2 separate regions of the Homo sapiens genome follow, and region 2 is linked to region 1. A link is an interaction called in ENCODE POLR2A ChIA-PET data of the cell type or tissue named here. Cell type or tissue: PC-9. All regions are shown on one strand.

Evidence for each region. ChIA-PET counts read pairs that join two places held together with the same protein. Peaks named below come from ENCODE experiments on the same cell type or tissue, not always from the same donor. Only the 100,000 strongest peaks of a DNase experiment are listed, where the experiment ranks them.
Region 2: POLR2A ChIA-PET joins it to region 1 with 19 read pairs; 2 of 35 experiments call an interaction of 5 or more read pairs at or near these places.

Annotation. Positions count from the first base shown.
Region 1 is chr1:52,069,819-52,077,818 of GRCh38, forward strand. All of the region lies in intron 3 of BTF3L4 (basic transcription factor 3 like 4), which reads left to right. Among named protein-coding and RNA genes, the nearest start is that of BTF3L4, 18 kb to the left of the region's middle. In PC-9, no CTCF peak of the experiment used is centred here; no DNase peak of the experiment used is centred here.
Region 2 is chr1:51,818,621-51,826,620 of GRCh38, forward strand. NRDC (nardilysin convertase) reads right to left here. Exons shown (of 31, transcript NM_001101662.2): 6 at 6,667-6,762; 7 at 5,044-5,166; 8 at 2,878-2,935; 9 at 1,180-1,253. Among named protein-coding and RNA genes, the nearest start is that of MIR761, 14 kb to the right of the region's middle. In PC-9, no CTCF peak of the experiment used is centred here; no DNase peak of the experiment used is centred here; H3K27ac peaks cover 412 bases.

The DNA of each region.
Region 1 (8,000 bases):
TACTGTCAGTACTGAATGTCACTAACATTAGTACTATCCAAGCTATCAGTATTTGTGATTTTTTTTCCCCCTTCCAGAGCTTAATTGGTGTCCTCTTCAGAAACTTTAAAAACTAAGGTTGGGTGCGGTGGCTCACTCCTGTAATCGTAGCACTTTGGGAGGCCAAAGCAGGTGGATCACCTGAGGTCAGGAGTTCAAGACCAGCCTGGCCAACATGGTACAACACTGTCTCTACTAAAAATACAGAAATTAGCTGAGTGTGGTGGTGCATGCCTGTAATCCTAGCTACTCAGGAGGCTGAGGTAGGAGAATCGCTTGAACCTGGGAAGCAGAGGTTGCAGTGAGCTGAAATCGTGCCATTGCACTCTAGCCTGGGCGACAGAGCAAGACTGTCTAAAAAAAAAAAAAAACTAAAAGACTATTTGGAATAAGACAAGCTTCTCTGACCTTCTTTGGTTCATTGATTTGGTATAATAGTTCATTGGTATAATAGTTCATTTGGTATAATAGTTCATTTGGTATAATAGTTCATTGATTTGGTATAATAAATTATATATAGGTTTGTTTGTTTGTTTTTAATGTTACCAAACAAAGAAAAATCCAAGGCTGTCAGAAACTAAAGGATAGGACTTCAGGAGGCTGAGGCAGGGGAATCGCTTGAACCCTGGAGGCAGAGGTTTCAGTGAGCCCAGATCATGCCACTGCACTCCAGCCTGGTGACAGAGCAAGACTCCATCTCAAAAAAAAAAAAAACAAAACTAAGGGATGAGGGGTTTCAGAGACAGTTTCATACAAAGGTCAAATAAATAACCAGCTTTTTTTTTTTTTTTTTGGTGGGGGGATGGTCTCACTGTGTTACTCAGGCTGGAGTGCAGTGGCACAGTCTTGGCTCACTGCAACCTACTGCCTCCTGGGTTCAAGCAATTCTCATGCCTCAGCCTCCTGAGTGGCTGGGATTATAGGCGCACCACCACATCTGGCTAATTTTTATATTTTTAGTAGAGACGGGGTTTCACCACATTGGCCAGGCTCGTCTCAAACTCCTGACCTCAGAAGTTCCACCTGCCTTGGCCTCCCAAAGTCCTGGGAGGATTACAGGTGTGAGCCACTGCGCCTGGCCAATAACCAGCTTTTTGAAAGGAATTCTTAGGCAGACTTACAGAGTATCATCCAGAACCAAATTTCTGAAAATGTTTTATGTTCTGTAACATTTGAAAATATTTGAATGTGCTTGTTATTTGGTAATCTAGTTGAATGTAGTGACTGTGCTGTCACCTTTTCTTCCCCAATTGCATGAATCCATTGACAAAAGGATCTGTTTTATTTCTCAGAAACAACAGATTTTTTCCAGTTTATTTGGTAAGAAGTGTAACCAAAAAGCACTTTCCGATTCAGATGCCCTAATTGTTCCAAGTTGCTTCATAGAGTTTTATAATAATATTCAGAGGACAGCTTCTGTCTTAATCAGGGTATAATTCAGCCTCCATGAAACCCTTCCTGTCTTTCCAGGTATAGTCAACCCTTTCTCTGTACTTTTACTGCTGTTAGCCTAAGTTGCTCTTCTATAATATGTTTTTCGCTATCTCATATCGTGGTGTATAATGGTAACTTATTAATCCAGTAGTCTGTTTTCAGTAGCTTATAAAGAGTCTTGACGGCTGGGAACATGTTTATTCGTTGTTTCTAGTTTATAGCATGCTGATTCTCTGTGATGAGTTTGCTTAGAACCTATTAAATTTAAGAGGTACTGATTATTCCAGGTGGGATTGTTCTGCAGTAAGTTAGCTATAGGGAGCTAGGGCTTAGAGAAAGCTTAAGGCTGGGAATATAAATTTTGTAATTGGACACATAAGTTTTACTTTTTACATTTTCCTCTTCCTGGTTCTTGTTTTTTCTGAACCAGTTGTACAGAAAGAGGACCTAAAGTTAATGGCGGGCTCTTCCTGCAGTTCCTTCTTCCTCCAGCTAGAGCCTCAGGTGCCCATAGATAGACAGCTCTGAGTACACGAGAGTAAAAGGGAAGCACCATGTCCTATTCACTTTACCATTCCATAGCATCCTTCTTTCTCTCTTAGGGTCCTGTTCTTTTGGCTTTTTGTTTTGTTTTTTACTCTGTGTGTGTGTGTGTGTGTGTGTGTGTGTGTGTGTGTGTGTGTAGATATATCTATATATATATCACAAAATTTGCCATTTTAGCCAGGGTTTTTTTTTGTTTTTTTTTTTTGGTTTTTTGTTTGTTTTTTGTTGTTGTTTTGAGGTGCAGTCTCGCTCTTTTGCCCAGGCTGGAGTGCAGTGGTGCGATCTCGGCTCACTGCAAGCTCCGCCTCCTGTGTTCACACCATTCTCCTGCCTCAGCCTCCCGAGTAGCTGGGACTACAGGCGCCCGCCACCACGCCTGGCTAATTTTTTGTATTTTTAGTAGAGATGGGGTTTCACCATGTTAGCCAGGATGGTCTTGATCTGCTGACCTCATGATCCGCCTGCCTTGGCCTCCCAAGTGCTGGATTACAGGCATGAGCCACCGCGCCTGGCCAGCTGTTTTTAACTATACAATTCATTGGCATACATCACAATGTTGGCCAAACATCACTACTGTTCATCTCTAGAACTTTTTTCATTTCCCTCAACTGAAACTTGATACCCATTAAACAATAACTCCTTATTCCCCTCTACCCCAGCCCTTGGTAACCGCCAATCTACTTTCTATTTTATGGATTGCCTATTCTAGATGTTTCATATGAATAGAATCATGCAGTATTTGTCCTTTTGTGCCTGGAGGCCTGAAAACACTCACTTAACTTAGTGTTTTCAGGGTTCATCGAGGTCATAGTGTATCAGAACTTCACGGATTTATAGCTGAATAATATTCCATTGTATGCGTATACCACATTTTATCCATCCTTATTGGCATGTTTTGTATTTAAAAAGCTTTCTTCCCCTCAACATAAAAATATATTGCCGGATGAGTGCAGTGGTTCACACTTGTAATCCTAGCACTTTGGGAGGCTGAGGTGGTCGCATCACGAGGTCAGGAGTTCATAACCAGCCTGGCCAACATGGTGAAACCCCATCTCTGCAAAAATACAAAAATTAGCCACGTGTGGTGGCGTGCGCCTGTAATCCCAGCTACTCAGGAGGCTAAGGCAGAAGAATCGTTTGAACCTGGGAGGCGGAGGTTGCAGTGAGCCAAGATCGTGCCATTGCACTCCAGCCTGAGCAACAGAGCAAGACTCTGTCTCAAAAAAAGAAAAAAATTGGCTGGGCGTGGTGGTGCACGCCTGTAATCCCAGCTACTCAGGAGGCTGAGGCAGGAGAATTGGCTGGGCATGGTGGTGCACACCTGTAATCCTAGCTACTCAGAAGGCTGAGGCAGGAGAATTGCCTGAACCTGGGAGGCAGAGGTTGCAGTGAGCTGAGGCCATGCCATTGCACTCCAACCTCGGCAACAAGAGTGAAACTCCGTCTCAAAAAAAAATATGTATCTGTATATCTATATAGATAATAGATATTGCCACTGTAGGAAATCAGGAATATAGAGAAAATGTCAAGAAGACAATATTCAACCATAATCCCTACCACCCAGAGAGAGCTACTATTAGTCTTGTATTTAATCTTTCCCATCTTTATGTACACTATATATATGCACTATATATATGCACTATATATATGCTACATACACACACACACACACACACACACACACACACACACATATGATTACAGCTAGATGTACAATTTAGAATTCTTTTTTTTGGCAGGTGCAATGACTCATGCCTGTAATTCCAACACTTTGAGAGGCTGAGGTGGAAGGATTGCTTGAGGCCAGGAGTTTGAGACCAGCCTAGGTAACATCGTGAGATGCTGTCTCTACAAAAAAAAAAAAAAAAAAAAAAAAAAAAGGCCAGGCTGGGTGGCTCAAGCCTGTAATCCCAGTACTTTGCGAGGCCAAGGCAGGTGGATCATGAGGTCAGGAGTTCAAGACCAGCTTGGCCGAGATGGTGAAACCCCGTCTCTACTAAAAATACAAAAATTAGCCGGGCGTGGTGGTGGGCGTCTGTAATCCCAGCTACTCAGGGGGCTGAGGCAGAGAATTGCTTGAACCCAGGAGGCGGAGGTTGCAGTGAACTGAGATCGTGTCACTGCACTGCAGCCTGGGCAACAAAGCAAGACTCCATCTCAAAAAAAGAAAAAAATGTAATTCGCTGGGCATGATGGTGCATGCCTGTGATCCCAGCTACTCAGAGGGTGAGGCAGGAGGATACTTTGAGCCCAGGAGTTCTAGGCTGCAGTGAGCTGTGATCTCACCACTGCACTTCCAGCCTGGGTGACAGAGCAAGACCTTGTTTTTTTTTGTTTGTTTTGTTTGGTTTGGTTTTTTTTGTTTGTTTTTTGTTTTTTGAGATAGAGTCTCACTCTATGCCCAGGCTGGAGTGCAGTGGCACAGTCTTGGCTCACTGCAACCTCTGCTTCCCAGGTTCAAGCGATTCTCGTGCCTCAAACTCCCAAGTAGTAGCCGGGATTACAGGTGTGTGCCACCACAACCAGCTAATTTTTTTTTTTTTTGGAGGCAGTTTCACTCTTATTGCCTAGGCTGGAGTGCGGTGGGGCAATCTCGGCTCAACACAACCTTGGCCTCCCAGGTTCAAGCGATTCTCCTGCCTCAGCCTCCCGAGTAGCTGGGACTACAGGCATGCACCACCATGCCCGGCTAATTTTGTATTTTTAGTAGAGACGGGTTTCTCCATGTTGGTCAGGCTGGTCTTGAACTCCTGACCTCAGGTGATCCACCTGCCTCGGCCTCCCAAAGTGCTAGGATTACAGGTGTAAGCCACCACACCCAGCCCCATACCCAGCTAATTTTTGAATTTTTAGTAGAGATGGGTTTTCACTGTTTTGGCCAGGCTGGTCTTGAACTCCTGACCTCAGGTGATCCACCTGCCTCAGCTTCCCAAAGTGCTGAGATTACAGGCATGAGCCACTGCGTCCGGCTTGTTTTTGTTTTAAAAGAATCATTTTTACTTTTTTAATTTTTAAATTTTTTATTTTGAAACAAGGTCTCACTCTGTCACCCAGGCTGAGAGATTCCATCACCATGCCTGGCTACTTTTTAGAATTATTTGTAGAGATGAGGTCTCCCTATGTTGCCCAGGCTGGTCTTGAACTCTTGGCCTCAAGCAGTCCTCCCACCTCTGCCTCCCAAGGTGCTAGGATTACGGGCATGAGCCACCACACCCGGCCAATAATCATTTTTTAAAATAGCATTATATTATAAAAATTGTTTTATGTCATTAAAAAAACTCCTTTTAATCATGTGTAGGTATCTACATACATTCCAGTATATGGATATACTGTACTGTAATTTAACACTTTTTAATTATTTATTATACATTATAATGTTTTGATAATAAAAGAATCATGTGATGAACTTTTCTATATATAAATATATCTCTCTGGGCCGGGCGCGGTGGCTCACGCCTGTAATCCCAGCACTTTGGGAGGATCACGAGGTCTGGCCAACATGGTGAAACCCCATCTCTACAAAAATACAAAAATTAGCCGGGCGTGGTGGCACGCTCCTGTAGCCCCAGCTACTCTCAGGAGGCTGAGGCAAGAGAATTGCTTGAACCCAAGAGGCAGAGGTTGCAGTGGGCCGAGATCGCACCACTACACTACAGCCTGCTGGGCAACAGAGTGAGACTACGTCTAAAAAAAAAAAAAAACCATATATATAAAATAATAAATAAAATATATTTTAAAATATATATTATATATAAATTATAGTAATTATATATTATATGTAAATAAATATTTTATATATTTGTATATAATAAAATATATGTATATTTTTATATATATAAATCTGAGTTCTTTCAACTCTCTTGTTGCCCAGGCTGAAGTGCGGTGGCGCGATCTTGGCTAACTGCAACCCCCACCTCCTGGGTTCAAGTGATTATCCTGCCTCAGCCTCCTGAGTAGCTGGGATTACAGGCAGGCGCCACCACACCCAGCTAATTTTTTGTATTTTTAGTAGAGACGGGGTTTTATCATGTTGGCCAGGCTGGCCTTGAACTCCTGACCTCAGGTGATCCACCCGCCTCAGCCTCCCGAAGCGTAGGGATTACAGGAGTGAGCCACTGTGCTCGGCCTCTGTAGATTCTTGAAAGTGTAGTTACTGGCTGAAAGAGCCATGAACATTTTTAGAACTCTTCATGCATTTTGTCAAATTGCTTTTCAGAAAGAATATGCCAGTTCACACTACCTGCAGCATATATAAAGAGAATTCCTAGCTGGGCACGGGAATTCTTTTTTGTACTTTTAGTGGTGGCGTATGCCTGTAATCCCAACTACTTGGGAGGCTGAGGTGGGAGAATTGCTTGAACCCAGGAGGTGCAGGTTGCGTTGAGCAGAGATAGCACCACTGCATTCCAGCCTGGGTGACAGAGCGAGACTCAGTCTCAAAAAAAAGAAAGAAAAAGGCTGGGCGCAGTGGCTCACACCTGTAATCCGAGCACTTTGGGAGGCTGAGGCGGGCAGATCACGATGTCAGGAGTTCGAGACTAGCCTGACCAATATGGTGAAACCCCATCTCTACTAAAAATACAAAAATTAGCTAGGCGTGGTGGTGGCGCGTGACTCTAATCCCAGATACTCAGGAGGCTGAGGCAGGAGAATCGCTTGAACCCGTGAGGCGGAGGTCGCAGTGAGCCGGAGGTTGCAGTGAGCCGAGATCGCACCACTGCACTCCAGCCTGGGTGACAGAGCGAGATTCTGTCTCAAAAAAAAAAAAAAAAATTCCTGTCTTGTCAGACTTGTCACCAGAGAATAAGACAAAGTGATCCCAGCATATGTTATAGACTAATGATAGCGTAAGCTTTAGCTTAATAATAGCCATTAGAAATAAGCAGATGCTGAGCTAGAATTGAATGTGAAGGATACTGACTGATTTATAAGAGCGTGTGCAAAGCCCATTATCCTCAAAATCTCACATTCTTCAGTCTCACAACACCCCAGACGCTTATGTGCCTTATTCTTAAGAAGTCTGTTGTTTTACCCTATTAAGCTGTAAGAAGAGGCTAGGTGTGGTGACTTGTGTTTGTAATCCCAGCACTTTGGGAAGCCAAGGCAGGAGGATCACTTAGGGCCGAGAGTTCAAGACCAGCTTGAGTAAAATGACACCGTGTCTCTAAAGAAAATAAAAAATTAGCCAGGCATGGTGGCACATGCCTGTAGTCCTACCAACCTAGGAGGCTGAGGCAGAAGGATCCCTTGAGCCCAGGAGTTTGAGGCTGCAGTGAGCTGCTATTATCAAGCCACTGTACTCCAGCCTGGGAGACAGAATGAGACCCTGTCTCTTAAAAGGTATAGGAAGAAGTCAGTAAAAGATGAATTTTCTGGTAAACATTTAAGTGCCATTACATGTAGGATGGAGTAGGCAACTGCTGGCTGGGCGCGGTAGCTCCTACCTGTAATCACAACACTTTGGGAGTCCAAGGTGGGTGGGTCACCTGAGGTCAGGAGTTTGAGACCAGCCTGGCCAACATGGCGAAACCCCATCTGTACTAAAAATATAAAAATTAGCTGGGCGTGGTGTCACATGCCTGTAATCCCAGCTACTTGGGAGGATGAGGCAGTGGAATCACTTGAACTCGGGAAGCAGATGTTGCAGTGAGCAGAGGTTGAAGTGAGCCGAGATTGCGCCATTGCACTCTAACTTGGGTGACAGAGCGAGACTCCATCTCAAAAAGAAAAAAAGAGACAACTGCTAATTCTCTTTTATCATTCTCAGTTGGATTCAAAAAAAGTCACAAAGAAGAATTCAAGCCTCCATGAACTGAGAGGGCAGTTATTAGCAAGAGCTATGGAGTCAAATATAATTTTGTGAGCCTCCTCTAGCCACAAAAATGTACTGCAGTATAGGAACAAAGTGAGCATCAAATTTACCAGGTAGGAGGCTACTATGACTAACTTACATACCCTATGCAGAGCCCAGCAAAGGTAGG
Region 2 (8,000 bases), 250 kb before region 1:
TACAATAAAAAGTAAGTTGTCTCTGGAAAGAGTTAGTTTAATATTAACAGAATGGAGCCAGCAGCAGAAGCGTGTAACAAAACAGTCACTGATTAGGGGAAAGCAAAAGAGACTGGTAACGGGGTGAAGAAGGAGGGAATACCTAAGGCAATTAGTAAAAACAGAAAAAAAAATCTGCCGTGATAGAATAAAGAGAGATGGTGAATTAAGAATGTTTCTGCAATATTCACTGTAGGCAAATTGTTAAGTAAATTATAATGTAATCACACAACTCATTATGTAGTTATTACAGGTATACTATTAAATGAAACAAAGCAGGAGACAGAATTATATATATACTTTATAATCTCGACTTTGTTAAGAAAATATACCTATTAGAAAATCAGAAAGAAATCTGGAGGCCGGGCGTGGTGGCTCATGCCTGTAATCCCAACACTGTGGGAGGCGAAGGCAGGCGGATCACTTGAGGCCAGGAGTTCGAGACCAGCCTGGCCAATGTGGTGAAACCCTGTCTCTACTAAAAACACAAAAATCAGCTGGGCATAGTGGTGAGTGCCTGTAATCACTGCCACTCAGCAGGCTGAGGCAGGAGAATCGCTTGAACCTGGGAGGCGAAGCAGTGAGCTGAGATCATGCCATTGTACTCCAGCCTGGGCAACAGAGCGAGACTCTGTCTCCAAAAAAAAAAAAAAGAAATCCGATACAAATGACTTCTCTTCATGGTAAGATTTAAGGGTGATTTATCTCCCATTTCTTGACATTTTATATTTTTATTTAGCAAATATTACTTTCACAATGAATTTAAAAGGAAACGATTGCCAAAGTGTTTTCCCTCTCATCTATTTTTATTCATTTAAAGGCAAAAGAGCAGAATATAAATAAAATGAAACATGAATGAAAATTTAACAAAACAGAGAACAAAAGGGAAGAAAGGTAAAACAAGGAGAAAGCATGAAATAGACTGAAGTAGCAGCAGGGCACCAGAATCAATCGATCTGCAGCTAGTCAGTGGTCTGCTATCTATTATTAATTAGATCTCCATTGCCCATCTACTTCCTTTCCAACCCAGCTGTATTTTCTGTTGTGTTCTCATTTTCAATGAAAATTGGCAGCTTCAATTAGGTTATAGAGAATGTGCTAACATTATTTCAAACAGTTTTAAACTTTTGGTTCACAAACCTCTATAAAGTTTGTTAAATGCTGGTGTGTCAAATGGATCCGTTAAATGGCCAAAGTTTGGTCTGGGTAACCCACTGAAAATAAAACAAATACATACAAATTTAACTGGCAAAAGCCTTTATAAGCAATATCTTTAGGGATATCTAACTGAGAGATATTTATAATCTATTCTACATACTCCTTCTTGGAAAGCATTCCAGGCATGAACAAATAGATGGCAACACAGCCACAAAATCTTCAGTTACACAATCTGTTCTTAGCCTCAGCCCAATAACTCAAAAGTCTTTACAACTCAAGAGATAGAGAATGAATTTAAAGGACCCCCTCTCACCCCAATATTTACTGACTCTATCAGCCTCATTTAATTTCAGTTCTCCTCCTAGACAAAGCCATTCCAGAAAGAAACAAACTAGAGATAATACTTTTTTAAAATCAACGATTATACATGAAGTGAATATTAGGTATAAAGCACTATATTAGGCACTGTGGTATTTAAAAGACTTGGTCCCTCCTAGGGGCTTCTACTCTGGTTGAAGATATTGTAACTTTAATATTTCTTCCAAAACACAGTTGATGCAAATTAGTATTAAATGCCTCAAAGAATTTTTAACCTGTCTAATTAAGGAACCAAAGTTATTAGTGAATAATATATGAGATTTTTTTTAATGCTCATCAGGGATTGACAGAACCTAATGAATTCCTCTATTAAACACACCTCTGATTTTATTAAAGTTTCACATTTGATATTTCCATAGTTCACACTCAAGACTTCTAATCAGAAAAAACAGCCCCACAAATTTGTCATGCTCTTGATTACCTTTACATACCAAAAAGCACTGCTAATTATCAATGGAAATTCATATAAAGCCAAATTAATAATAACCAATCAGTTGTCATTATAAGTTATTCTAACATTTTATGCTGGTTTCTAATTATGTATTAGAAGACTAATTGGGAAAATCCACAGGTTACCCATCTGATGCAAGAAAAAATATCTGTTTTCATTAATTTTGTTAAAATGCAAACTACTAAGTACAGGAAGAAAGATTTCATTGCTTCAGAATTAAATTTTTTGTAAACTTTGTAACAAAAAGGTAGCAGTAATGTATCTTTTAAATATTTGTACTATTTTGATGAATTTGAGGTGGAGAAAAAATGTTTAAATCATCCTGAACTGAAACTCGACATACAATTTCTTATAAAAGAACATCTGGTTTGACTATATGAAGTAAGTTTTTCAGGCAGTATGGAAAGTCAGCCATCATCTAAAAGATTACTTCTTTTATGGGGAAAACCAGTGCAATATCCAAACAACTGACTTAAAAAAAACAAATTTTCAGAACACAATTTGTCCCAATACGGGGGATGTAAGTGTGCATATTCTTCTGCCTCTCATATAGTATTTTCTTTCGTATCACAGAAAAGCTCTAAATAAATGTAAAAGGAGGCATAAATTTTTCAGAATTATTGCTTACTATATACATTTACAAGCCTGTAAATTTTGAACTATGGAAACTTGGCTTGTCATCTTAGTTTACCCACTCAAAAGCTGTGTGATCTTGACAGTCATTAAGTTTGTTTAGGTCTTAATTCTATCACCTGTGTAAAAATAAAAAAGCAAAAAACCTTTGGGACTCATACAAGATAATGGTCTCTTTAACTCTGAAGGTGTATGATGTATGAAAATAAATATCTTACTTGTTTGGTATCTGAGAGAAGATTTCAGTCACCCACTTTTCCAAAGTATCCAGTGTTTCTTGAGAGGGGAGGGCAGGGAAGAGACAGGAAAATGCAATGACATTATTCAAGGTAGAAATGCAATTAGATTTCTCAGAGATCTTTAGCTAAAAAACAAAGGGATATTTTAATTTGGCCATTACTTGCCACTCCTGAACCAGTAATGGATGAACAGGAAAAATAACAGTAGAAAAGAAAACCTTACGACACACAGAATTTTGTGAGACCCCTTTATTTCTCCCTGGTAAAGTCAGAAAAGGCACACAAGTTTAACAAAAAAATATATCTTTAGCATTAGGCTAGTGTGAAGGACCAAGAGATAAGATTATGCCAACCATCCTACGCCCATTCTAAAACTTACATCCTCTTGGAAGGTTTTTCCGTACTAACCCATATTACATTAACCTCTCCTTTTTGCCATCTCATCAGTACTTTTATATTCCACTTGTTTTACATTAATGTACACTTGCTGAGGTTTTAACTCATAGGTCTTCTTTTTAGGCTTTATATATATATATATCATACATATATATGATTTATGTTTTCCTTTGATTCACTTCTTATATTTAGTAAGAAATTCTTTGGAAATTTATAGTAAAAAACAGATCTAAACGAAAAAGGAAACTTTTTGCTTTATCTGAGTGACCATCATTGAAGAGTATTTGTTAGTTCTACCAGGCACATGAATTTCACTAATTCTCAATAGAGAACCCCATTATATAAAACCTGGGATTCAGACTAATCATTTCTGAATTTATATTATTTATATAGATGTTTGACTCTTAAATGGTATAATTAATGCTAAAAATCTAAATCCTATGAAATCTACATTGTACATAGTTTTCATCAAAACTCTAGCCTAGGCACAGTGGCTGGGGCCTGTAATCCCAGCTATCTCAGAGGCAGAGGCAGGAGGATCACCTGAGCCCAGGCATTTGAGGTTACAATGAGCTATGATTGTGCCACTGCACTGTAGCCTGAATGACAGAGCAAAACCCTGTCTTGCTAAAAAACAAAAACTCTAGGACTTGTTTTAAAATTTTGAAATAAGCATTAATAAGCTCTTATATCTGCCATCATAGAGGAAGAGAATACAAAAGAAACAGAATAACTAGTTCAAGAAAAACACATGGAATTATTTGCAAACACAATAATCAAAAATTGTGAATTAACTTGGGGAATACCAAATATGGAATTGCCTAATTTAGCAAATGTAAAAGGAACCTAAAAGCAATTTGAACAGAAGAATCTACCATACCACGAAACTTTACCTTCAAGTCAACTTTAGTGAACTCATTTTGATCATAAATGCGAAAATGTTTTACATCTAAGAGCCAAGTCAGATTTGATCTTAATTTTGACAATGTAAAAAGCAAAACTTTATAAAAAGGGGAATCACATTAGGGTGAGAGGATTAGCATTTCAAATAGAAATGTGCAAACTATAAGGTATGTTAAAAGGAATAATTTAGCAATTTACTAACTTTGAAAAACAAGTAGGTTGAAATGTAAAGAAAACAAAAGAAAGCTTCCATGATTTCCTTAATGAGAAAAAGTGAATGTGAGTTACTGAAGACAATGATAAAAGAAGGAAAATAGAGATATTCATCAGTCTTTACATTTAAGATAGTTCTGCCATAGAGGTATTCATCAGTATTTTATATTTAAGATAATTCTTAAATTGTCACCATGTCAATCTCAATTAATCATGCCATTTTTACAGGACCTTATGTAAGAATGAACAAACCAACACTTTGCCCTGTAAGAGTTTGTAATCGATATAGAGTAAATGTAAAACCACAGATACAATTGCAGCTGAAGGTGGCTTAAAAGATCAATTCATGACCTATTAGAATATTAGTACATTCACAGACCAGCCTACATATCTTATCTTACAGATAAGACCTATTTCTGTAAGAGAAAAAAATTTGCCTGAGAATCTCATCATCTTGTGTTTCCCTGAGCTTTGCCACTAGCTACGTGACATCTCCAAGTTCTGATTTCCTTTACTTTGTATTAAGGTCAAGCACTAAAGTAATTAATAGTACACTACAACACTGATACAGGCAAACAAATCCTAAGAAAGCGCTACTTCAAGGTAACTCTAAGAGCCATAATTAATAGTTACCTTTGGATTGAACCACTAAAGTCATGTAATGAGAAGAGTAGTAACGCATCCAGAATTCTCTCAATCTAGCATGTGTATCAATATTATTCTTTCTTGGCTCATGCTTGAGCGTCTCAGCATTTCCTATAAAAGAATGAAAAAAATTATAGATATAACTAAGTTAACTTTGTTAAAAGTCTTCTACATCATCAATGCATATTTTGCTACCATACATGATTAATGAAATAACCCAAGGGACTCAAGAATATTGAACCAGTGTGCAATAATGTATTAATATTAATAAGACAAAAATGCATAAGAAACAATTCTGAAGTATATTTTAATATCCAAGGAATTAATCTCTGGGAAAACCTTAAAAAAACAGACAATAACTCCCTAAGCTTCCTTGCTTAATAATTAGTCTAGCAGTATTCAATCCAGGTTCTTTCTAATTATTTTAATAATATTTTTGCCTAATTCTTTTTTTTTTTTTTTTTTTAAAGACGGAGTTTCGCTCTTGTCGCCCAGGCTGGAGTGCAATAGCACGATCTTAGCTCATGGCAACCTCCACCTCCTGGGTTCAAGCGATTCTCCTGCCTCAGCATCCCAAGTAGCTGGGACTACAGGCATGAGCCACCACACCCAGCTAATTTTTGTATTTTCAGTAGAGACGGGGTTTCACCATCTTGGCCAGGCTGGTCTCAAACTCCTGACCTCATGATCCACCCGCCTCGGCCTCCCAAAGTGCTGGGATTACAGGCGTGAGCCACCGCGCCCGGCTATCTAATTCTTAAAAATAAAACACATGAAGCAAGAATGCCCTATAAAATGTATATAACTGTACAGAAATATACAGGGAAACAAAACACCCTTTAAAGAATAATTCAGATCATCTCATCCTAAATTTTACTCTATAGTCAACAGGATTAATATGAGGCTGTAACTAAATCCTCCCACTAAGAAAATGCCATTATGAAAAACAGACACCAGTTAAACAGTTTACTAGATGAACAAAATTAAGTCGCAGTTCAAAAACTCTTACAGAAACTATTGCTAACTCTGTTGACAAATGGAAATGTCAGGCTGAGGTAGAGCACAGACTTTATAATCAGATAAACAGATGTTCAAATCTCACATCCACCACTTACTATCTGTGTGATTTAAACAAATGAGATAACTTGACTGAAATTTAAAATAGAGATGGGGTCTCACTATGTTGCCAAGGCTGGTTTTGAACTGGTCTCAAGTGATTCTCCCACCTCAGCCTCCCAAAGCATTGGGATTACAGGTGTGAACCACCACGCCTGGCCTAAACCTGTTTATCTTTAAATGGAGATGATAATGGTACCTATCTCTGAACATTGTGATAATGATCAAATGAAATAATTCATGTAGTGTTAGCACAGTATCTGGCACTTAAAAAGCATTCACAAAATGTTAGGTGTTACTCTTGCTATATTCACTGTTAGAGAACCAAATAGAGGCATATTTAACAACTTCGCGTTTGAAAGGCTAACTAGCTATCCTAAAAGGTAAAAGGTACCTAGGGACTCTAGCTTTATAATTTTCAATTCTTTATCAACTTTTCTTATTCTAAATCTTAACTAGAAAATATGAAATAAGATGATGTATTTAGTATCTTACCCCAAAAAAATTTTCCCATAGGATGTCCAGGTCTAGCAAGGCTTCCAAACAACATTTCCTTTCTGTTTGCATCAGAAGGCCTTGCAAGTTGATATTCTGTCAATTTTAAATAAACACATAATAAAACAAAATTCAGTATCTCCTTTATTATATGGAAATTCAAACTTACAGAACAGAAAGCAAGGAATTAACAAAATTAACTTCATGAATCACGTGTTATAAGACTGAAGTGGGAAACTCAATGATCCAGGCCTGGCTCTATGACTTAATATGACCTGTAATTTTGGGTAAATCAATTCAGCTTACCAGAGTCTTACTCTTATTTTTCAAATGAAACACAAGGTAGTTAATAATCTGAAAGTTTCAGCTCTAGGATGCTATGTACAAGATTTTACTGATGAAAATGCTAATAAAATATTAATCCTTTTATCTGGGAATTTGGTCATATATATTGTTTAAATTTCTTCCAAAACCAACTATGTTGGTAATAAAGTATGATGGCTAAGAACAATCCACTTTGAAGTCAGAAATACCTTTAGCTACCGCTAAAGACTGAATGTTTGTGTCCCCCCACCCAAAATTTCTATGTTGAAACTTAATCCCCAATGTGATGGTATTTGGAGGTAGGGGCCAATGAGAAATGATTAGGTAATGAGGGCAGAGCCCTCATGAATGGATTAGTCCCTTGTAAAAGAGACCTCAGAGTGCTCCCTTGCCCCTTCTGCTGTATGAGGACAAAGAGTGAAGGCAGTTTTCTATGAACCAGAGAGCAGGCTGTCACCAGACACCAAATCTGCCAGTTCTTTGATCTTGGACTTCTCAGCCTCCAAAACTGTAAGAAACAATTCTGTGGTTTATAAGCCACCCGGTCTGTGGGATTCCATTATGGCAGCCCAAATGGACTAAAAACCGCTAGAACTGCAGTTCTGACACTAAGCTCAACAACCTTGAGGAAGTTATCTAACGTACCTGATTCCATTCCTCCAAAACTGTAAGAAAATAAATGTTTTATTTTAAGCCACCATGTTTCTGCAATAACAGGTAATATAGCAGACATGTAAACATATCTACGAAAAGTGATTTAAGACCCCTTGCAACTGATAAAAATAGAGTATAAATATCTGAACACTTAGAGACCATATTTGGAAAGGAAACAAACATTAAAAATGAAGAAGTAAGTAAATAAAAATAGAGACTGCACTTTGACACATAATTAAGATTTAAAAAGGCATTGGACATGCCTTTCATCTCAATCACTAAGACATACTATGCAGGCAATTATATATGTTTATGTGAGTATAAACCATCATTAAAATAAAAAGTCAATTATTAAA